2 separate regions of the Homo sapiens genome follow, and region 2 is linked to region 1. Evidence: read pairs that join two places in POLR2A ChIA-PET (ENCODE). Cell type or tissue: GM12878. All regions are shown on one strand. Links, peaks and the distances in the headings refer to the core of each region. The heading gives the core; the rest is flanking DNA. Region 1 overlaps SLC23A2 (solute carrier family 23 member 2). Region 2 overlaps SLC23A2 (solute carrier family 23 member 2).

The links. Peaks named below come from ENCODE experiments on the same cell type or tissue, not always from the same donor. Only the 100,000 strongest peaks of a DNase experiment are listed, where the experiment ranks them.
Region 2: POLR2A ChIA-PET joins it to region 1 with 5 read pairs; 2 of 35 experiments call an interaction of 5 or more read pairs at or near these places.

Annotation. Positions count from the first base shown.
Region 1 is chr20:4,969,028-4,980,956 of GRCh38, forward strand. It overlaps SLC23A2 (solute carrier family 23 member 2), which reads right to left. Exons shown (of 17, transcript NM_005116.6): 2 at 1,766-1,892. Among named protein-coding and RNA genes, the nearest start is that of SLC23A2, 27 kb to the right of the region's middle. RefSeq lists enhancers at 4,095-5,294, 4,550-4,859 and a silencer at 4,282-4,482. In GM12878, for the core only: no CTCF peak of the experiment used is centred there; DNase peaks (open chromatin) are centred at 4,262 and 4,714; H3K4me3 peaks cover 1,598 bases; H3K27ac peaks cover 2,023 bases.
Region 2 is chr20:4,875,432-4,887,360 of GRCh38, forward strand. SLC23A2 (solute carrier family 23 member 2) reads right to left here. Exons shown (of 17, transcript NM_005116.6): 7 at 10,390-10,478; 8 at 9,322-9,392; 9 at 8,211-8,392. Among named protein-coding and RNA genes, the nearest start is that of RASSF2, 58 kb to the left of the region's middle. RefSeq lists an enhancer at 284-433. In GM12878, for the core only: no CTCF peak of the experiment used is centred there; no DNase peak of the experiment used is centred there.

The DNA.
Region 1 (11,929 bases), core at 1,256-9,255:
GTTTTTAGTAGTAAGTAGAGACTTCTTTATTAGAAGTGTTTTTTGGTTTTTTTTGTTGTTGTCATTGTTTTGTTTTGAGACAGAGTTTCCCTCTTGTTACCCAGGCTGGAGTACAATGGCACAATCTCGGCTCACTGCAACCTCCTGCCTCCCAGGTTCAAGCGATTCTCCTACCTCAGCCTCCCGAATAGCTGGGATTACAGGTATGCGCCACCATGCCTGGCTAATTTTTTGTACTTTTAATAGAGACAGGGTTTCTCCATGTTGTACAGGCTGGTCTTGAACTCCGGACCTCAGGTGATCCGCCCGCCTCAGCTTCCCAAAGTGCTGGGATTCCAGGCATGAGCCACTACACCCAGCCTTTATTAGAAGTCTTAAAATTTTTTTAAAAGGAGTGATCCCCTCTAAGTATTTGTAAAAGCTCTTATAAGTGTACACAGAAAGTAAATTTTACTGCACATAAAATTTTTTTAAAACAACACTGACATAACATTTTACATCCACCATACTGAATAAATTTAGTTTTAACAAGTCAATGTATCTGACAGCATCCTTTTTTTTTTTTTTTTTTTCTTGAGGCAGGGTCTCACTCTGCCACCCAGGCTAGAGTGCGCTGGCACAATCAGAGCTCACTAAATCCTTGAACTCCTGGGCTCAAGTGATCCTCCTGTTTCAGTCTCCAGAGTAGCTGGGACTATAGGCGTGCACCACCACATCCAGAAGCAGAGTATCTGAGAGAATGTATCGGCAGATGTGAAACACTTGCGGCTTTTCTGAAGGATAATTTACCTATACATGTATCAAATTTTAAAAGGTCATGCACTGTGCCCATCACTACTACTGCTAAGATGTTTTCCCCAAGAAGAAATTTGATTGCAGTATTGCTTATAATAGCAAAAAATTAAAAATAATCAAAATGTTCATCAAGCTTTGGGGATAAGGGAAACAACAGAAGGAGGAAAAAAAGAATGCTCCTGAGTAATGTACATGTGGTTAGTCTCATTAATTAAACTGCAGAGAATGCTTGAAAAGGGGTGAGGAAACAATTCTTAAATCTCTTTCCACTCCAGGTTCCTCACGTATAAACCTCACGGAGGGCCAAGAGCAGGAGGTACTCAACAAATTTTTGCTGATAATAAAGTCAAAAGCATGAAAGAAAACTGAAAATATTTACCTCCTACTTTGTAATTAATATAAGTGGCAAGACTGTGCCTGTTTATTTTCTAGTTTAATCTACTTGCGTGGAATTTGGCCTAAAGAAGTCTATTACCTTATCATTAGCATTAACCTAACAATTCATTATTCCAAAGGTTGTGCATTTAGACCGTTCTCAACACGTAAAAAACGTACAAAGGTAAGGTCAAGTACAAAAGGGTTCTAATGCTACAGAGCTGCCAGCCCAATTCTACCATGAAGCATAACTAGCCAGGCATGGTGGCTGAAGCCTATAATCCCAGCACTTTGGGAGGTAGAGGCAGGAGGATCGCTTGAGCCCAGGAGTTGGAAACCAGCCTAGATAATATAGTGAGACCCCATCTCTAAGAAAAAAAAATTTAAAAATTAGCCAGGCACCATGGCTCACGTCTGTAGTCCCAGCTACTTGGGAAGCTGAGGTAGAAGGATCACATAAGCCCAGTAGGCCAAGGCTGCCACGAGCTGTGATCGTGCCACTGCACTCCACCCTGGGTGATAGAGCAAGAACCTGTTTCAGAAAAAGTAAGAAAAGGAAAAGGAAACACAACTGGAGATTGTGTTTTACACGCACCTAAGTGATGTGGCGTAGACCTGTCCATATGCTTTCCATTACAATTCGCTGAGTTACATTTGCTTATGCACCAAGGTCCAAGTTCAAAGCCGTATGAGAAGTCCCCGTTAGTGGAGTCAAGACCTAGCTGGAGAAAAGCAAATGGTAAATTAAAAGTAATAACAAACCTAGCAGGAGGTACTCTGCATGAATGGAGTCTATTTTTCACCCAGCCATGCCCAATCCTAGAATTTGCTCTATTACTACTTCATTTTTATGGACTGCCTCCAAGGCCCCAGCCTGTCTCTAGGCAGGGTCACAAACTGCACCCTCAATTCTTTAAAAATCCACTCTCCATTTCTACAAAGTATTTTGAAAGATAGTATTTTAGAACACCTATAAAAAAACTTTTCAGCCAGGCACAGTGGCTCACACCTGTAACCCCAGCACTTTGGTAGGTCAAGGCAGGCAGGTCACTTAAGCCCAGGAGTTCGAGACCAGCCTGAGCAATAGGGTGGTCTCTACAAAACACACACACACACACACACACACACACACACACAAATTAGCCAAGTGTGGTGGTGCACACCTGTGATCCCAGCTACTCAGGAGACTGAGAGGTGGAGAATCACCTGAGCCCAGGAGGTTGAGGTTGCAGTGAGCTGTGCAACCGCACTCCAGCTTGGATGACAGAGTGAGACTCTGTCTCAAAAATAAATAAATAAATAAAAAGCAATTTTGGGCCAGGCACGGTGGTTCACACCTGTAGGGAGGCTGGGATGGGAGGATCACTTGAGGCCAGGAGTTCAAGACCAGCCTGGGCAACATAGTGAAACCTTGTCTCTACAAAAAAAAAAAAAAAAAAATTATCTCGTCGTGGTGGCACACACCTGTAGTCACAGCTACTCAGGAGGCTGAGGCAGGAGGATTCCTTGAGCCCAGGAGGTCAAGGCTGCAGTGAGCCATGACTGTGCCACTGCAGTCCTACTTGGGCAACAGAGCAACACGCCATCTCAAAACAAAAGCAAAAAAAGTGATTTGCACTCAGTTGGGATTTCTCCATTGATAACTTTTAAACTCCATATTCCCTAGCACAGGGTCTTTGATTTAAAAAAAATAAATAAATAAGTCACTTTCTGTTAAAGCCTCTTAAAAATGTACTAGCACACGGGGAGGGTGCTTCTCAAAAAGCCGGTCACATTCTGTTTCTCAAACTGGGATATGAGCAGGTACACAGATGTTTCTTTTACTATTTATTAAACGGCTATGTTTTATCCACTCTTGTACCTATGCATATGTTCCACAATAAAGGGAACCCAGAGCCTGACTCAGTGGCTGTCTTGGGAACAGCCATCCCAGCCCCAGCCATGAGCCTGGCCCTCCCTTGTGAAGAAAAACGTGCAAGGCAACCAACAGTTTAGCCAGATTTTCACTGGAAAATCCTTATGTTGAGACATCAACTTTTACCATTTGTTCTTGGGCAAGTTAGCATCAACAATCGCCAACGGCCCCAAGTTAAATAGCACACAAATGCCATCAGACTGGTACCAGTCCAGCCTTCAAGGAACCATTAATGAGTCTTTTTTTTTTTTTTAATTTTGGAAACTAAACACTGGTCTTGTGCTATTTGGGAAAAAATACTCACTTTAAATTATTAGAACGTGAATGAAGAAATTGATGTCTTTCCCTTTCTAAAACATTTTGCATGCAAGGAAAAAAAAAGTAGTAATTTATTTCTCAAAATAAAATCTCTACACATAAATCTATCTTAAGCTATGTGGGGGTTTTTGGGGGGTTTTTTGGGGTTTTTTTGTTGTTGTTGTTGTTTTAAATGAGACAGAGTCTCGCTCTATCAGCCAGGCTGGAGTGCCGTGGCGCAATCTTGGCTCACTACAACCTCCACTCCCGGGTTCAAGCGATTCTCTTGCCTCAGCCTCCCGAGCAGCTGGGATTACAGGTGCCCGCCACCATGCCTGGCTAATTTTTTGTATTTTTAGTAGAGACACGGTTTCACCATGCTGGCCAGGCTGGTCTTGAACTCGACCTTAGGTGATCCACCCGCCTCGGCTCCCAAAGTGCTGGGATTACAGGCACAAGCCACTATGCCAAGCCTTAAGCTATGTTTATCAGAAATTTGCAATGTCAGAAGGGAGGCACAAAGGTGACATCCATCAATGTCTAGTCAAGAGGAATAATGAAAAGAACATGAGAAAAGAAAACAAGAGAGACACTTTAAAAGAATGGCTTACTTTCAGTTAAGTTATAATAACAAATACAGTTCCTTGAAAAATACAGGTTGTACAATATGTGTGGTTATGATTTCACTTTTATTAAAAGGATAATTACATAGTATGCATTTGTGTACACAGAACAGGGCTGGCAAGGATACAGATCAAACTGCTTTGAAGTGGTGGGGGGACATAAGAAAAGATCGTGTGACCTTCTCAATTTACTAAACACAAGTCTGACAAGCTAGAATTATTTTTCAACATGTGTATGCTTCTTTTGCAAATCCTTTAAAAAACTATTAATTAAAAACGGCTCCATGAGGGCAAAGTGCAAATTAACAGAATGTCATTTTTAGCTACAAATCATTGGAAAATTCTGAATGGGGAAGCGAAAGTACTATGACTCCTTAAAGACATGTTTTTGGAGAGTATTTTTCTAAGCTGAGTGGCAAGATGGCTGGAAGGACTTAACTACTGCACAGAACAAGTACTGAGACCAAACCACAGAACTGGGTCAGAGGTTTTAATACTGGGAACATGCAAATACATTTTTGAGAAAGGAATCTCTGAGGAAGGAGTTAAGAAGGAATCACGATACAAACAAAAACAAGACTGAGCTATCAGTAAGCAACCTTGAACTTCTGGCAGAGCGCTCCGCTGAATGCCCCTCCCATTCGTGGGTTCCACCGCACTCTGGAAACATGAAAACTGTCCTTTGCACGCAAGGCTACGGGGCTGAGATCAAAGCCTGGGCGCTGCGGCAGGTCAGAGGAAACATCACTTGGGACACACTCATGGCCACATGACTTTCCCCCATCAAGGCCCGCTGAACTCTCAAGAATCTGTTCACAGTGCTTCTGTTGCTTCTTAATTAGGATGTGCAAAAGTACATACTACATGCTGTGGTTTCCAGACACTGACTTCATACAGAAAACATTCAACAAAAAACTGGGGAAGAAATACTACAGAATTGCCATCTGTGTATCTTACTATGTTATTTAACATCTACCACTGACTCAACATCATTTCCTTAAAAAGGGATGTTAACTCTTCAAAAGCAGGAAGGAGAGAATGCCAGGGCCAGTATCATAACAGGCCAGAACCTTTGAACAGCCAAATCATTCTATCAATTCAGTAGATGCCAAAAAGGCTGACAAAACACTTCCTCCTGATTTAAAAAGCAAAAACCAGCCAGGCGCGGTGGTTTATGCCTGTAATCCCAGCACTTTGGGAGGCTGAGGTGGGTGGATCACCTGAGGTCAGGAGTTGGTCAGCCTGACCAACATGGAGAAACTCCATCTCTACTAAAAATACAAAATTAGCCAGGCATGGTGGCGCATGCCTGTAATTCCAGCTACTCGGGAAGGCTGAGGCAGGAGAATCGCTTGAACCCAGGAGGCGGAGGTTGCGGTGAGCCGAGATCGCGCATTGCACTCCAGCCTGGGCAAGAAGAGCGAAACTCCGTCTCAAAAAATAAAAAAAATAATAATAATAAAAATAAATAAAAAGCAAAAACCAAATATCTTCAATGCAAATTAAAAGATACTTCCTGAATATGACAAATATCTTCTGAAAACAAGGGCAAACTCAAACACTACATATTCTTCATGCTTTGGCATTTTGTTTTTTAAGTTTATTTTTAACCTTATACTACCCTTATATCCTTTATCCTTATACTATCATTCCCAATGTTTGTATTTTTTTCAAGGTCTTACAAAAGAGGCACATGTATGCACTTGAAAATCTTGATGAAATGGGCAATTTTGGGGGGAAAGCTATTTTTTCAGTGTTTTTGTTTTTGTTTTTGAGACGGAGTCTCGCTCTGTCACCTAGGCTGGAGTGCAGTAGCGTGATCTCAGCTCACTGCAACCTCCGCCTCCAGGGCTCAAGCGATTCTCCTGCCTCAGCCTCCCGAGTAGCTGGGATTGCAGGGCCCACCACCACACCTGGCTAATTTTTGTATTTTTAGTAGAGATGGGGTTTCATCATGTTGACCAGGCTGGTCTTGAACTCCTGACCTCAAGTGATCCACCCGCCTTGGTCTCCCAAAATGCTGGATTACAGGTGTGAGCCACCGTGCCTGGCCAAAAACTATTTTTTGAAAACCTGAACAAGTAACAATAAATGGAGAAAATTACAAAAGCAAATTACTCTTTTCCAAAAGGTGCTAGGCCCAGACAAATTCTTAGTTATTTCCCAGCCTTCCTCGTAAGAAATGGGAAATGAAAAAGCTTCCCAATTCCTTCTGGGAATGCAGACAAACTGACAAAGCACAACGGAAGAAAACTATGTATTTCTTCATTGGTGCAGCGGTGAGTAAGAAAAAAAGAAAAAGAAAGAATATGACGTTAACCTCACTTGCCATTCCTAGATTGTTTTTTATTACTTATTTATTTTTTGAGACAGAGTTTCACTCTGTTGCCCAGGCTGGAATGCAGTGGTGCCATCTTGGCTCACTGCAAACTCCACATCCCGGGTTCAAGCCATTCTCCTGCCTCAGCCTCCCAAGTAGCTGGGATTACGTGCACGCACCACCACGCCTGGCTAATGTTTGTATTTTTAGTAAAGACAGGGTTTCACCATGCTGGCCAGGCTGGTCTCAAACTCCTGACCTCAAGTGATCCACCTGTCTTGGCCTCCCAAAGTGCTGGGATTACGGGCGTGAGCCACCGTGCCCCGCCTGTTTTTTTTTTTTTAATTTTTGCAAATATGACATGTAAAGAATGACATCTGGTTTTGATCTTGATTTCTTTGATCCATGTGTCTACAGTTCTTTTATGAACTGTAAGTGCCTTTTACCCATTTTTTTCAGTACGTGTTTGGGTTTTTCTGATTCATTTGCAAGAGTTTCTTTCTTTCTTTTTTTTTTTTTGAGACAGAGTCTCGCTCTGTCGCCCAGGCTGGAGTGCAGTGGCGCGATCTCGGCTCACTGCAAGCTCTTCCTCCCGGGTTCACGCCTTTCTCCTGCCTCAGCCTCCCGAGTAGCTGGGATTACGGGCACCTGTCACCAGGCCCGGCTAATTTTTTATATTTTTAGTAGAGACGGGGTTTCACCGTATTAGCCAGGATGGTCTTGATCTCCTGACCTTGTGATCCACCTGCCTCGCCCTCCCAAAGTGCTGGAATTACAGGCATGAGCCACCACGCCCGGCCAAGAGTTTCTTTTTTTTTTCCTACTTTTACTTTGCTTTTTCTTTTTGCAAGAGTTTCTTATAGGTTAAGGATATTAACCCTTTGTCTACTGAAAGCATTTTCCCCAGAAAAAGCAAATGACTGCTTTTTCCATTTTGTTTATACCACTTGAAATAGAGGACATTTTTTAAGTCTCTCTTAAGTCATACTAGTATCTTTTTGCAATTTCTTCTATTACTTTTGTGCTAGAAAGTCCCTCCCCGGCCGGGCACGGTGGCTAACGCCTGTAATCCCAGCACTTTGGAAGGCCAACATGGGCGGATCACCTGAGGTCGGGAGTTCGAGACCAGCCTGGCCAACACGGTGAAACCCCATCACTACTAAAAATACAAAAATTAGCTGGGCGTGGTGGCATGCACCTGTAATCCCAGCTACTCGGGAGGCTGAGGCAAGAGAATTGCTTGAACCCGGAGGCAGAGGCTGCAGTGCGCCGAGATCATGGCATTGCACTCCAGCCTGGGGGACAAGAGCAAGACTTCATCTCAAAAAAAAAAGAGAGTCTGCCGGGCACGGTGACTCATGCCTGTAATCCCAGCACTTTGGGAGGCTGAGGCAGCAGATCATGAGGTCAAGAGATCGAGACTATCCTGGCCAACATGGTGAAACCCTGTCTCTACTAAAAATACAAAAATTAGCCAGGTGTGGTGGTACACGCCCGCCTGTAGTCCCAGCTACTCAGGAGGCTGAGGCAGGAGAATCACTTGAATCAGGGGGGCGGAGGTTGCAGTGAGCCAAGATCACACCACTGCACTTCAGCCTGGGTGGCTGAGAGAAGCTCCATCTCAAAAAAAAAATAACAAAAATGCATATCCAATGAAATCACTGTTCTAGAAAAGTAATTAGATGAATGTAATTGTACATATTTCAGTTGTAGGACAAGTAGAATCCACTATGTAAAGACTGAATGAATAAATTACGATAGCAAAACACTGTATGATAAAATACTACAGGGCCACTCTGCAGTATACTATCATGACACAGGGAAATAGTTATGATCTATTACAAAGTGGGGTGAAAAAAGGCAGAACATCTCTCTCTTTATGAACATGACTTCTTCAGCAAGATAGGCATTCTAGGACACTTACTACAATATTAACTGGATCTTCCCAGGGTTTCAGATGTAGGTGGTGTCCTATTTCTTTTTGTTTTTCTACTTTAACCATTATTAATGAACACGTATTATTATTATTTTTTTTTAATAAAGACAAGCTCTCAAGCTGGGCACCGTGGCTCATGCCTGTACTCCCAGCACTTTGGGAGGCTGAGGTGGGCAGATCACGAGGTCAGGAGTTCGAGACCAGCCTGGCCAACATGGTGAAACCCTCCCATCCCCGACTCTACTAAAAAACTACAAAAATTAGCTGGGCATGGTGGCATGCACCTGTAGTCCCAGCTACTGGGGAGGCTGAGGCAGGAGAATCACCTGAAATGGGGAGGCAGAGGCTGCAGTGAGCTGAGACTGCACCACTGCACTCCAGCCTGGGTGACAGAGCGAGACTCTGTCCCCAAAAAAAAAAAAAAGAAAAGAAAAGAGACGAGATCTCATTATGCTGCTCAGGCTGGTCTCGAACTCCTGAGCTCAAGTGATCCTCCTGCCTCAGCTTCCCTAAGTGCTAGGATTACAGGTATGAGCTACCACACCTGGCCTATTTGTGATTTTTTAAAAGCTCAAAATTCATAAATATATATGCAAGACAAGTCACTAAAAACAGTTTTGCTCAATGCCTAAGTTGTACTTATCATGAAAAAACGAAAGATACTGGTAGTGGCTCACACTGTATAATCTCACTTGAGCCAAGAAGTTCAAGACCAGCCTGGGCAACATAACAAGGGTCTCTACAAAAACAAACAAAAAAATTAAAGACACCTTTCCTAATTTACTCCCGTATTATAAACGGGATAATAAACTCCTGATTCAAGAAAAATAGGGGCTTTGTCCATCCTCCTAATTACATGAAGATCTAAGGAGTAATGCCCCGATTTACATTCCTGGCAAAATGACAAAGTTAAAAAAACACTCCCATGGCAACTATCGGTGCTAATAAGTCAAGCTCAGTTAACACAAATGGTTCTATTTTTCCCTTCATAAACTGTGCCTTTGCGTGTGAACAAGCACTGTTGACCTTCAACTAAGCTGAAAATCCTATTTTATGTCTGTTAACCCCAAAACTTTCTAAACCTCTCCAAAATGTCTAGGAGTGATCACGATTAGATAATAACCAGATTAAAGTAACTAGAGGTCAGAATTGTGAACTCAAAACGAGGACGACCTAGAAATGGCTAAGCCTGGGCAGGCTGCTTCTCCCCAGCACCCTGCTGAAAGACAGTGCTTAATGAAGGGGGTGGAAAGAATGAACAAAAGGGGCTTAGAAATCCTGCAACCTGGCCCCCCATTGGCAATGGAAGACACAGAGGGGAAACAGAGTCTTATCCCCAGTTGGAGGCAGCCCCAGAACCAGAACCCATACTGGTCTCATTTCTCCTAGAGACAGTTAAAGGGATAATGCCAGGATATGCACACAGGGCACATGTAGTACCTATTCTGAGCTGTGCTGAGCCAGATGCTGTGAAGCTACACACATTAAGCTCCCCTCCACAACCTCAAGGAGCCAACAAGACTAGCAAACCCCTAAAACCTAGCTAGGACAAGTGTTTCCAGAGAGCTGGAATACAAACGGATGCCGATTTTTAAACAAGAACCCTATAGGGTAAAATCAGAAAGAGTTATTTAAGGCTATTATCTAAGTATGATGCAAAAGTCTCCAATTTAATACTACTAGAGCAAAACTAAGAAATTAATGCAAAGGACCAGGCACGGTGGCTCACGTCTGTAAGGCTCACGTCTGTAATCCCAGTACTTTGGGAGGCTGAGGCGGGCAGATCACAAGGTCAGGAGTTCGAGACCAGCCTGGCCAACATGGCAAAACCCCATCTCTACTAAAAATACAAAAATTAGCCAAGCGTGGTGGCGTGTGCCTGTAATCCCGGCTACTCAGAAGGCTGAGGCAGGAGAATCGCTTGAACCCGGGAGGCGGAGGTTACAGTGAACCGAGATCACACCACTGCACTCCAGCCTGGGCAACAGGGTGAGACCCCCATCTCAAAAAAAAAGAAAAAGAAAAAAGAAATTAACACAAAAGAGCACCATCAACCCAACAGACATTATGTGTACCCAAAGGGTCTAAACACCAAAAGCGCCCAAACTTAAGGTTCACATTTACTGGGACAATGGGGCCAGCATGGTGGCTCATACCTATAATCCCAACACTTTGGGAAGCCCAGGCAGGAGGATGACTTGAGGCCAAGAGTTCAAGACCAGCCTGGACAACATAGAAAGACCCTGTCTCTACAAAAAAAAATGTCTAAATATATGAAAAAAATATTAAAATATAGAGACAATAATATTGGAAAATCTTCTATTCCAAATTTTACTTTTCTTTTTAATTCAAAGGTGGCAGCTGATTGTTCCAAGCATTATTTTAGCAGACAAGCAAATAAGAAATCTATAAAATACTTTAAACAAAATCATGTTCTGACAGATTTTTATTCATCTTTAAGAAAAATGTTTCCTATGAAACTTTAGAGTTTGAAAAATGAGACTTCTAATTTGAAAATTAAACCAAGAAAAACAATCTGCAAATAACACTTAGTTCTCCAATACATCATAAAATTACCAGGCAAATGGGGAAAATATGTATAACATTTATTAAAGTGTTCACGTCCTTGATATAAAAATACTGTTATAAATCACCAGGAAAGAGAGACAGATACAAGACTGGAAAAACTGGCAAAAAAAACCACAATAAGCCAAACAAAATATAAATGGCCAAAAGAATCATTAAAAAGTACTCAAACTCACTAGGTATCAAAGAAAAGCAAAATAAACATAGTGATTCCATTCTTCACTCAAATTGGCATAAAAAAGAAAAAATGTTTTATTATGGCAATACTTCCCAGTGTGTTAACCTGAATGCAGGAGGTCTCTGGCATGTATGTTAGGTATGTGTTAAAGTCTTAGAAATGCAAATGATATGCCTTCCAACAATTTAGTCTAAAGAAATAATCAGGAAAATGCACTCAGATTTAGGTACAATGCTGTTCACCACTGTATTATGTCCACCACAGCAGAAAATGGCTCATAAGCTAAATACCTAATAGAAGGATTTGTCAAATAAAACATGATGTATTCAGCACAAATGAGCTACAAATAAAGGACTATTTAGTCACATATCTAAGATACATTGCTAAGTAAAAAACAGGCTTAAATACCCTCTGTATAATCTCTACTTTGAAAAAAATAGTTATATATATTGTATATATGCACATTTTACTTTCTTTTTCTTTTCTTTTTTTTTTTTGAGACGGGGTCTCATTCTGTGGCCCAGGCTAGACTGCAGTGGCACAATCTCGGCTCACTGCAACCTCCGCCTCCCAGTTCAAGTGATCCTCCTGTGTCAGCTTCCCTAATAGCTGGGATTACAGGTGGCTGCCACCACACCCGGCTAATTTTTTGTTTTTAGTAGAGATGGGGTTTCACCATGTTGGCCAGGCTGGTCTCAAACTCCCAACCTCAGGTGATCCACCCACCTCGGCCTCCCAAAGGGCTGGGTGATTACCGGTGTGAGCCACCGCGCCCAGCCACAGTTTACTTTCAAATATAACCAGATAAAAGAATATTCAATGAGTAAAATAAGCTACTTTATGTATACGCGTTCCACCACAATCCTAATATTCCTTAATCTCTCTAAGACAGGACACCAGTCCC
Region 2 (11,929 bases), core at 1,919-9,918, 93 kb before region 1:
CCAAGATCACACGGCTAGGGTTGTAGCACTGGGGACCAGGAATCTAGCTCTATGGCTTGAACTGAACTCTTTCCTTTTGCCACCCTGGTCACAGGGCAAGGAGGCTGGGCTGCGTAAGTCCCTCTCCTTGAGCCTCACGGTCCTGACTGAACTGCACTAAGTGCTATGGGAGGCAGGTGCTGACCCCTCCACGGCAGGACCATGGCACTTCCTGACACACCAGTCCATGACATCGGTCTGGTGTCCCACGGGGCTGGCAGGTGTGGGGCCACTTCCCATCCCCCAGGTGGATTTTTACTCATCACCGAAACAAAACTCGTGCCCAACAATGCGTCTAAGCCTCCACGCGGTCTCGCTCTTTCACTTACAACCTGAGGTAGAGCTGGCAGGAAGAGTAGGTTCTCAGTCAAAGCTAAGCTTAATTGTTCCTGGGCACAGTTCCAATTGTTGAGATGGAATCATTAGCCCCATCGACAGCCGGTCAAGTGTGACTCCACTGTCACATTCCTAATGAGGTGTGGATGGCAGCCCGGCTGGAGAACATGCGTGTGTTGCTCCACGGGTCTCCCTGCCTACTCAGGCGCTTCGGTGAACTGGTGATCCATCAGGGGTCTCTGCCAGTACCAGTTCAAGGTCGAAAACACACACAGTGCCCACGTTATTTCAATTCCTCTGGGATAGTGAAGTTTAACAAAAAACAATATGGTAACAAGGGATACTAAAACTGGAATATTTTAAACTTAGACCTACATGCAATTTTCATGTCTGGAAAAAATAAATGCTACTTATTTGTTTCAGAGTGAATATTAGGAGATCCAAAGATGCCCCAGGCCTGCTAGTTTTGTCATCATTATTTCAGGCAACACACCTGCACATTTAAGAGGGGACTGAGACCACACAGAATTTGAGGAGGGACACCCAGATCTTAGGCCCAAATCTGGCAACTCAAATTTAGAAAGCAGATTAGGTAGCAGATGAACATGACTGTTTCTTTCTGCTCTAAAACCTCTCTACTTCGAGTTTATTTTTATTCTCAAATACACCTGGGGGCAGGCACCCTGTGACAGAGAGGCAGCAGCTTAGAGGTGCAGACCCGCCCATGTCCACACATCTTAACTGAGCAAAGGGATGAAGCGTTCTAGCCCCAGCTCTCAGGATGGGCTGCTGTCTACTCCACTGGGTGCTTCCCACCTCATGTTTACCTTTGCTAACTTTTACTTTAAAATGTTACGCAAGTAATACATACTAAATTGTACAAAAAATTTAAAAGACAGATAAGCAGAAAGAAAAAGATAAAACCCTGAAGATCATCCATAATCCCCCTTGAGTGATAAAACCATGTAATATCGTGGTCTATCTGTTCTGAACAGTTTTCACTCCCTGGATATTTGCTGGGTGCTGGAGGAAGACAGATTGTCATCTTCCTTGTCCCCAGACATGAACAGGTTATTATCTAAGCCAAACTGGAATCATGCTTTACGCAGCTTCCTGACCTGCCTCAGTATCTATTTGCTTTTCCGCCTCATCAGACAGAGATTTGCAGCAGCACCTTAGTGACTGCTTAGCATTCTGTTTTATGGACATACCAGGGGACGGGGGAGGGATAGCATTAGGAGATATACCTAATGTAAATGACGAGTTAATGGGTGCAGCACACCAACATGGCACATGTATACATATGTAACAAACCTGCATGTTGTGCACATGTACCCTAGAACTTAAAGTATAATAAAATATAAATAAATAAATAAATAAATAAAAATTCCCATACTGTATGACATCAGAAGCAACATAAACAGCTTTAATTGAAAAACTGTATCATCATTGCTTCTAATACTCAGTCTTTTCACGTTGAGGTATATATTTCAGCATTTTTTTTGGTAGCAGCAAAAATTTAAGCTACATGCATGAGCATCAGCTGAGAAATGGCTGAATACATTATAGACTACATTACTAAACACTGTGCAGCTTTAGAAAGAAAGAGATCATCTAAACATGCTGTCTCAGAGAAGTAAACCCAACAAATTATTGGGGTAAAAATGAATAAAATTATGTATATATACTAGTTTGTACTTATTTGCATAAAAATATAAAAATATGTAAGGATAAAAACAAAATTTTTTACTAGTTAACAATCATGAGATTTTTTTGAGAGATGGAGTAGGAGGGGACTATTATTTTGCTTTAGATTTCTGAGCTTAATTACTGTTAAATTTCAAATACCTAGAATTTAACTGAATTGGAGGGAGCTGAAAAACAGTGGGATATAGATAAAAGTATACTGTTTTGGAGTGCCTGGTATTGACACATGGGGGTTCATTAAACTATTCTCTTCACTTCTGAATAGGTTTGAAATTTTCCATAAGAAAAGTCAATAAAAAAATAAGTTTTAAAATGTAGGTCCTACCAAGGACGTATGCACTGTGCCAGAAAGAGCAGTCACTGACCGGCCGCACTAACCTTCCCTGAGACTCCGTCTCTAAACTCCATCTCCATCAGAGTGACTTAGTTTGTACAACCTCATTCACTCTCAATTCCAACAGAATCATGTAGATAATACACATTTTAATAAATTGGGAGGATAAACCTTTTTCACACTTTAATGAGCTAGGTGTAGTCCCTTTTTTGCCAAATGGCTACTCCTATCACACCCTTCATCTATTACTCCACTGGGATTCTCTCACTTTTAAATTAACCAGTAGAACTCTTTACGAGTTAGGGATGTTAGCCTTTCTTGTGACATTTTTATGAGTATTTTCCCAGCTTTTTTTTTGAGACAGAGTCTCATTCTGTCGCCCAGACTGGAGTGCAGTGGTGCAATCTCAGCTCATTGCAACCTCCACCTCGTGGGTTCAAGTGATTCATGTGCCTCAGCTTCCTGAGTAGCTGAGATTACAGGTGCCCGCCACTACACCCAGCTAATTTTGTATTTTTAATAGGGATGGAGTTTCACCATGTTGGCCAGGCTGGTTGAGAACTCCTGAGCTCAAGTGATCTGCCCACCTTGGCCTCCTAAAGTGCTGAGATTACAGGTGTGAGCTGCCACGACAGATTTGTTTTTAATTCAGTGGTTTCTGACGTTTTAAATGTGTCAATAGTAAAATCTATCTTTCTCTTTCTCTTTTCAATATCTGCTTTAAGAAAGATCTCCCCTCCCTTAGGATTAAAAACTTATTTAGGTTTTCTTCTAGCACTTTTATGGTTATTTTGTATATTTAAGTCTTTAATTCAACTGAAATACAATTTGATATAAATTAGGAGTCTAACTTTTTCCCAAAAATAATTAGTTTTTCCTACATAATTTGTCCATTCCCCACTGGTTTCAAATATGACTGCCATCTATACTAAATATTTATTTTTCTTTGATTCTGTTTCTGTTCTTCTTACTCTGCTCTGCCAATGTCTACCCCTGTCCCAGGACCACAGTATTATTTATGAAGTTGTGGAATGTATTTAATTCCTCTACAGGCAAGTCACCATCCCCTCTCCTCTCTGATCTTTTTGGTATGGGTCCACATTATTTTACTTTCTTGTTTTATAAATTGACTAGCACATCTAGAATAACTTTAAATGATACCCGTGATAATAAACAAGCTTATTTAAGTTCCTGACTTCAAAAGGCAGGACTGATTTGAGTCTTTCATCATTCAAGTAGGAGGCATGTTTATCTTACGCATAAAGATCCTTCTATACAGCCAGGCACGGTGGCTCACGCCTGTAATCCCAGCACTTTGGGAGGCTGAGGTGGGTGGATCACCTGAGGTCAGGAGTTTGAGACCAGTCTGGCCAACATGGTGAAACCCTGTCTCTACTAAAAATACAAAAAAATTAGTCGGGAGTGGTGGCGGATGCCTGTAATCCCAGCGACTTGGGAGGCTGAGGCAGGAGCATTGCTGGCAGCCGGGAGGTGGTGGTTGCAGTAAGCGAGATTGCCCCACTGCACTCCAGCCTGGGCAACCAGAGTAAAACTCTGTCTCAAAAAAAAAAAAAAAAAAAAAAAAATCCTCCTATTCTCACATTGCTAAGTTTGCAACAAGGATGTAGGTTGAATTTTAAAAATAAAATTCAGGGGAAGGGACTATTACCATAGTTTTATCAATAAGACCTTATTAATAAAATCTACCCTGTAGTCCCAGGTACTCTTGGGAGGCTGACGAATGAGAATCGCCTGAACTCAGGAGTCAGAGGCCACAGTGAGCTGAGATTGTGCCACTGCACTCCAGCCTGGGTGATGGAGCGGGATCCTGTCTCAAAATTTAACAAATAAAAAAAAACCTACCATGGAGCCATGATCGATTTCAACACATTTTCTAATATTTGATCATCTGTGAATTCTTGAAATGACGCATTATGCCTTGTTCTTTCATTGTGTTATCTGTAGCAGCATCTTCCCAAACAACATTCTAAGGAATAGTCTGTCAAGATATGCTTATAGATGTGTGACATTTAAAAAACAAATTAAGGGTGGACAGGGCTGGATACTAAGGCCCTTTTCTGAAGGTGAATAGAGTCTTTTGCGCATTTGCATTTTGAAAGATTGGAAGGAGTCTTACAGTAGAGAATGATGCTGAACTTTAGCACGCTACCTGAAGACATTTGAACTCAGGGCTCGTTGCTTAGAATGTGCCGCAATACATCCATCAGCTCAGGATTTGTTTGTTTTTTAACACAACCCCAGGAAAGAAAACAATGGTCCATGGTTCTCCTTTTGTATTAGTTCAGTCAGAATTTGCCGCTAAGATTGGCTGGGGAGTTTCCCTCCTTTCACAGAGCTCTGGAACAGTTTGCAAGTTAGTGCATATAGTCTCTGTTCCTTGAAGACTGAATGCACTCATTGTCTAACCATCTGGGCCCAGGGCTTCTTTTAGGAATCAGAGTCCTTCAGCAACTATCTCGGCTGCTCTTGTGGTCATGGGTTTACCGGGCTTCCTGAGCCTTCCTTTATTAGTTCACAACCTGCTCACTGAGCACCAGCTCAGCCACGGGAGGGGCAGGTGCTGGGGGTGCAGAGGTGACCCACCCAGAGCGTAGGCCCTGCTCTCACAGAGCTGACAGCCCAAGGATACAGAAGAGCTCTTGGAAACTGAAAAAACACCAGAGCATAAATGACAATCTTGGCAGAAGGAATAAGAGATAAAGCAAAGGAGAATTCTCACGAATAGAGAAAAAAGACAAAGAGATAGAAAACAGGAGAGGAAACAGGAAGAGTCCAGGAGGCTTCAGGAAGAGGTTCCAGAAAGAGACAAGTAAGGGTGGAGTGGAGGAAGGCATCTAGATAATTCAAGATCATGTCCCACCTCTGCATGCCTGGGTGCTCAGAGCAAAGGGGCTCCAGGTATCCAGGCCAAGAGACGCAAGCAGACCCACCGAGGGCAGCACGTGAGGCTCCAGACATTGGAACAGTAAGAAAACCCCAAAGCTTCCAGAATTCTAGCTTGTGTCTAACTGATGTTTCAAAAGGAGGGGAGAGAGGAGGACCCCTGGGAGACATGAGGGAGAAGCTGGGGACAGTGAGGAATCAATGGCCAAGGGCGAGCAAGGCTCGCAGAGGGTGGCGGCAGTGAAGGCCTGCAAAAGAGAACGGGTTCAGAATTTGTTCCGGAGGAGGAAGGGCAGGATGGGCTGTGTGGGGGATGAGGCGAAAGGAAGACTGAAGAACAGATAGACATTTCTGGCTGAAGCAACTAGGGGCACGGTTGTGCCATTCACCGAAAGGAGGAAAGCAGAAGAAACTGGTTTCAGGGGCAGGAAAGGAATCAAAAGTCTGGGGCTTTTTCATTTACAGATGGAGATGTCTTGTGTAACAGTAAGTGGAGGGGCAAAATAGGGGCTGGATCTGTAAGTATCGAGTTTACAGGTCTGAACTACAGGTTTCCATGGAACTATCCACCATCAAAGAAATGCGATTTCCTTGGGGGAAGTGCATGGAGAGAAGGGGGCCAGGATCAAGTGTGGAGGCACCCCCATACTTAGAGATAAGAGTGAGGAGGAGTCAATTTTGGTTACTTAAGTTTTCTGAAAACCACTATTTTCTTACTTTTTGTTTTAATTTGGGGGGAGGTAACAGTTTTGCTCCCTCTGACGGGATCTGTGGCAGATCTATGTGCACAGGCTTCCTCTTATCCTGCTTAGCTTTGCCAGAAGTTTGTCTACATTGGGTTTTGTTTCCCCCTCAAGAGATCAGCTTTTAGATTTACCACTTCTATTTGTGTCACATTTTCTGTATCTTTATTAATTCGTTCCCCCTGCTTTTACTAGGTTCATTTTTTTGTCCTGTTTTCTTAGTTACTGAAATTCTTCATGTGCTGTATCTGCTTTAAAGGTTGTGAATTTTCTTGAGAACACCTCTGGCTACTAAGTGTGACTGGTGCTGTTCTTGCCATCATTTCCTAAACTATCAGTAATTAATTGCAAAGTTTCAATTTCCTCTCTGAGAGTGATTTTTAACACTTTTTTTTTTAAGCTTGTAAGTGCTTTGTGGGTTTTGTTCATCCTTTTGTTACTGGTTTCAAATTTTACTGTACTATACCTACAATTTATCCATTTTGGCATTAATTACATTTCGCTGAAAGACTATTCTCACATGCCATCTTCCCATCTCTGCTGGTGTGAAGAATGTTTTGACCAACCTTTGGTGAAATGAGAATAGTAAGAACAATTTTGGGCTGGGCACGGTGGCTCATGCCTGTAATCCCAGCATTTCGGGAGGCCAAGGTGGGCAGATCACCTGAAGTCAGGAGTTTGAGACCAGCCTGGCCAACATGGTGAAACCGTCTCTACTAAAAATACAAAAACTAGCCGGGTGTGGTGGTGGGTGCTTGTAATCCCAGCTACTCGGGAGGCTGAGGCAGGAGAATTGCTTAAACTCGGGAGGTGGAGGTTGCAGTGAGCCAAGATCGCACCACTGCACTCCAGCCTGGGCAACAGAGCGAGACTCCATTGCAAAAAAAGAACAATTTTGGGAAAGCATGATGATGGGTATTCATGCTCATGTGTGAGATGTGTCTCCTTCAAACCTTGTTTAAAGAAAAAAAAAAACTTGATATTTTCACACACCTTAATTTAATTTGTAAAGTGTAGATAACAATTCTGCTATGGTTCCCTTTTATTTGTACGTCATGTTCTAATACACAGAACAGGATTGAGTATGATGGGTTCGGGCCCATGTCCACCACCTGGGTTTTGAAACCCACGGTGGCCACTTAATTCACTGTATGACTCTGGGCAAATCACATTACGTCGTGGTGCTCAGTGTCCTCTGCTGTTAAATGGGATAACACTAGGATGTGCCTTATCTGATACTATATACAAGTGTTATATAAAGGACTGATGCATAGTAAAAGATCAATAAATACCACCTGTTATTAAATAACTGCAGACTATTTCACAAAACAGAGCAAATGAAAAATTCTCTTATGTGATGACTTATTTTGTTTTAGGAGTTGTACTGGCTGGTTAAATTCCAGAGTAATGGAACCATATACCTACACATAATCAACTCTTAAACATGCTCTGCAGACACATAGAGAATGTGGGCTCTGTGTTACAAAGAGTTCTGTGACTCTAATCATCAGTAATATTATCAAACTCCCCTGTGACTTCATTAACACAAAATGTTAACTTTACTTAAAGGGCAAGGGACATCTTTAATGGATGTGACATTCTGTACAAAAGGACAGGCACTGACTAGCAGGACCCTGGCAGAAACTATGTCCCTCCCCCAACCACCCACCCGTCAGGAGTGCAGAGCTCAGTGTGGCCTGGGGAGAAGAGTCACATCATCAATGGCAACAGACCTTTCCCACGACTTCTCTGGAAATACTCCAGATTCCTGCCACTCTGGAATATTTTTGAGTCTCATGATATAAAAATTTGGCTTCTCAGTATGTCAACTCATGAACATGAGACTTGGCAAGACCTCAAAAGTCAAAAACAAATGGCGCCACTACCTTACCCCACTACCAAAGCTTAAAAACTTACAATCCACCCTCTTCATATTGCTGCTAAGTCTGTCTTTGTAATACGTCAACTATATGTCACTTCCCAAACTCTGGGTCAAAAACCCTTCAACTATTCCCCAGCACGAAGCAAATAAAGTTGAAACTGTCAGACCATTCTTATTATTGAAAAACATTATCTCCTGAAGTCTGTGTGAATGTTCCTAAAGGCTGCCCCGCAGTGGTGGGATGAGGGGAGATGTTTCCACTTACAGCATGGCAATGCCCCAGTGCTTCCCGGCTCTCTCCCCCGCTGCCTGGAAACCAGAGAGGCCAATTAGGGCCACCGTGGGTGTAATGGTCAAGGGACCGATGTACTTCAGTAGAGCCCCAGGCAGGCCGAGGAGGCCGATGACTACTTCTATCAGTGAGGACATGATGATGGCCCCCTGGATCTGCAACAAGAGATGGCACAGACATGAGAGTGAGCTGCTTGTACACTGCACACTCAGAATGTCACCTACAACCACAACTGATAATTCTGCAAGGCAATAAGTTATTACATCATCTAACTTGGGAGAGATAGCTAGAAAATTCCCCAGGACCCGACAAGAAACTTCAGGGGGCACTAACTGGGGCCTGCATTCATGATGCAGGTGTATTACAGAAATAGGTCCTGGACACACGGCCCACATGCCTTTTTCACTGTTAAACGATGCAGGCAAAAATTTATAATTCCCTTTTAAGAAACACAACATTTAAAGACCAGCCTTAGAGGAACACTGCAGCATAAAGACTCTCAGCTTTAAAGAGTGAGCCCCCCAGGACATCGACAAGACAATGTTGTTGACAGAAATTCTAAAGGGATGTTTTTAGTGTGCAGAATGGCCACATCTGTGCTCATTCTGAACTGATGGTGAATTATCTCACACGTTTTGGAAAATATTAATACACTGTCAGCCGTACTTCATGTCTGCTTCTGTTCAATTGCACTTTGGCAGACAAATATCTTTAGTTCTTTCAATGAACACAGGCAAACACTGAGGCCAGAGCGAACAATTCTGCTATCTGTCGATGATGAGCCTCTGTAGCTCCATCCAGTGAGCCACGAACCTCAGCTAGCTGTGCTGGCGGGTGTGAGTGGACAGGTCTGTGGGTGTGCAGGAGGGAGGAAACCATTCCTTAAGGTTGCCCAGAGCATTTCCATATGCTTTATTTTAGAGTATTGCTTAACTACATTTACTTAAACAAGAGAAATAAACTATCAGTAATTGAAAAAGAAAAGAAGGGCTCAGTAAAAGTAACTGCTATTTCTTGGGTCAACCAACATTGAAGCTGAGAAGAAACATGAAGAAGCCAAAAGCAGACAACGCTTGTCTTTTACCTCTCGGATCCGGGGATACCAGATGTGTTCTGTGTGCAACAGCTCTGCTGTTCCATTGGCAACTGAAACATCTTGAAAACAAAAACAAAGTTTTTCTTGGAGTGACACTGATGTCTCACATGACATATTCATTTTACCTTTTAAGAAGAATTTTCTCCCTGTTTTTATTACATCTGTTTCAATCCCCATCCCTAAAATTCAACCTCCAACAGTATAGCTTATCTCACTGAAAGGTGGATCCTCAAATGCTAATTTAACCAAATGAATTCATCGACTAAGAGCTCCCCAAATTGTCAAAAGCTAACTGAAGTGGTGATACACGTTACTAGCACCAGCCTCACACAAAAAAACCAACCTTTGCACACAGCTCATTGAAATGCCCGACAGCAAGGTTGCTGGACTGAGGTTTGAAAAACTTAGATAAAACAGAGGGCCTTTTCCAGTTCCCAGATCAAATCAGTGGTCACAAAGTAACTCCTAGGAGCAAGGAAGGAAATGAAGGCTGGAAAACTTTGCTCCTAGAAGGTCAAAATGTAATTGTATTTTTGAGAGTACAGGTCTGACTCTAATTTTCTTAAATTCCCTATCTTTTCCTGACCTTATCGGGTTCCTTAAGGATCTTTGCAATCACTAAAGAAGGGGAATGAAAGTCATTTGCAGCAAACCACAGTAGCCAGATCCTTAAAAAGCAAAGATGTTTCAGAGAAGGGATGCTGACGCAGCAAAGAGAGTGATTACTGGTGGGTCATAAAATCCACTGAAAGAGAGAGGCAGAAAAATAGCACAAATATTTTTCTATTCCGTTCCCATATTTGTCAATTTCATTAACATAGAGAAATGAGGTCAATTCTGATCCTTTCTTGCTCTAGGGTTAGGGATGAACAAGTGGACAGAAAGAGAGAGACAGACACGATCCACAGATGGAGCATTCTAAGCTGTTTGTGGGTTTGTGTGCTTTGTCCCTAATTCTTGAAAGGATTTAGCGCTGCTGAGGGCAGCACGTCCAGGCCTCCCTTTACACCTGCATTAAAGGACCCCAATGACATATGTGGAAATAACTGCAATTACCTGTGGTGTTACATTTCCATTTATCTAAAGACAGGATGGCTCGAGCAGGGGCCAAAAATGCAAAAGCACTGGCCTGAAACAGGGGTAACCTAAAAGAAACGAGACCAAAACCATGATCACGGCATCGGGAACTACCGAGGTAGTTCACTATTTGACAGCTTAACAGTCTTTTCCATAGACATACAGCACATGAGTAAATGCAGGCACACCTAGAAGAAAAAGCCCCAGTTTGCAAAGGTTTCCTGTGCCATGCAGCCACAGCCAGTGGCTTCTTCATCCTCCCCATTGCCACTCTCCTCCCACCCAGGCAGCTCCAGGGTGGGCCCCGTGGTCAGTGCCAACACCCCAACACCGGCCCCTGCCATCACCACCTTTCCTCTTGCAGGCGGGAGACTGCGGGCATTTGAGGTTCCCTCTTTCCTGCTGAGCTTATAAACTCCTTTTTAAACATCAGTGTATTTCTGCTTTTTTACCTCCCTCCTCCTCCCTTTAAAATTCTTATTGGTTATCACAGGAACAAATTTCCCTCCGTTGTTTCATTTTGTAAATCAAAAACTGCCCTAATCACCGATTACAGATAAATCATAATAGTGATCTAGATCTACAGAGCTGTAAGTTACAACGTGACAGCAGATAAAATAAATATTCTGCTTAATCATAAAAATACTTAAAGACATTCTAATATATTTTAAAGGGCCCAGAAAACTTGCAGAATCTCCATTAAATTTGCTGCCCACATCCTCAAACTAAATGCAGAGATCCTCAAATGACATGATTTGATTATATTTTAGATACTTCATATTGACTTCATGAACACTTTAGCTATTCAAAAAGACTACCATTTTTTAATGGAAATGTACAGCATTTCAGCTAAGTCACATTAAAGTGACTTTATGGGTTAGCATGAGAACTTAATCACTATTTTTAATATAATTTTGAGGGTAAAATATTAAACTGACTCCTCCTGTTTGCAGGGCTGGGAACTCTCACACATCCAAATCCTGAAATGCCCCAGAGAGCCTAGTCAGTGGCCTGGCCAGCGAGACAGGGACCCAGCATCCTTCCCTTTGAGCTGTCTGGCAGCAAGTCCTACCCACAGTGAAACAGGAACTGGACTGAGAAATCAAACTGGCTCTAGCTAAAGGACAAGCAGTCTCGTTGCAAGTCCAGAGCCCAGCACACACCATTCTGAGCCAGTGAGGTCAAGACTTCCTTGTTACAGATGCTCTCCTGGCTGTTTAATCATGCAATGACATCAATCCAGAGTAGGAAGGGTGCTGGCTTTAAGGCACAGACGCAGGCTACACCATACAAACCAGATGCATTGCTGTTGACCACTCCCACAGGCATGCCCTTCAACAACCATCCAGTTATAATTACCTGCCAGAGGGGCCCAGAGGATAGCGGAAGTGAAGGACACCTGAAGTGGGAATGTACGTCAAAGGGAAAACACTGTTTGACTTCTAGGTATTCCATAAGCACAAATTTTCAGGACTGTACTGAAAGGACAGCGTGTAATTAGGGACGGATGCTGTATGGA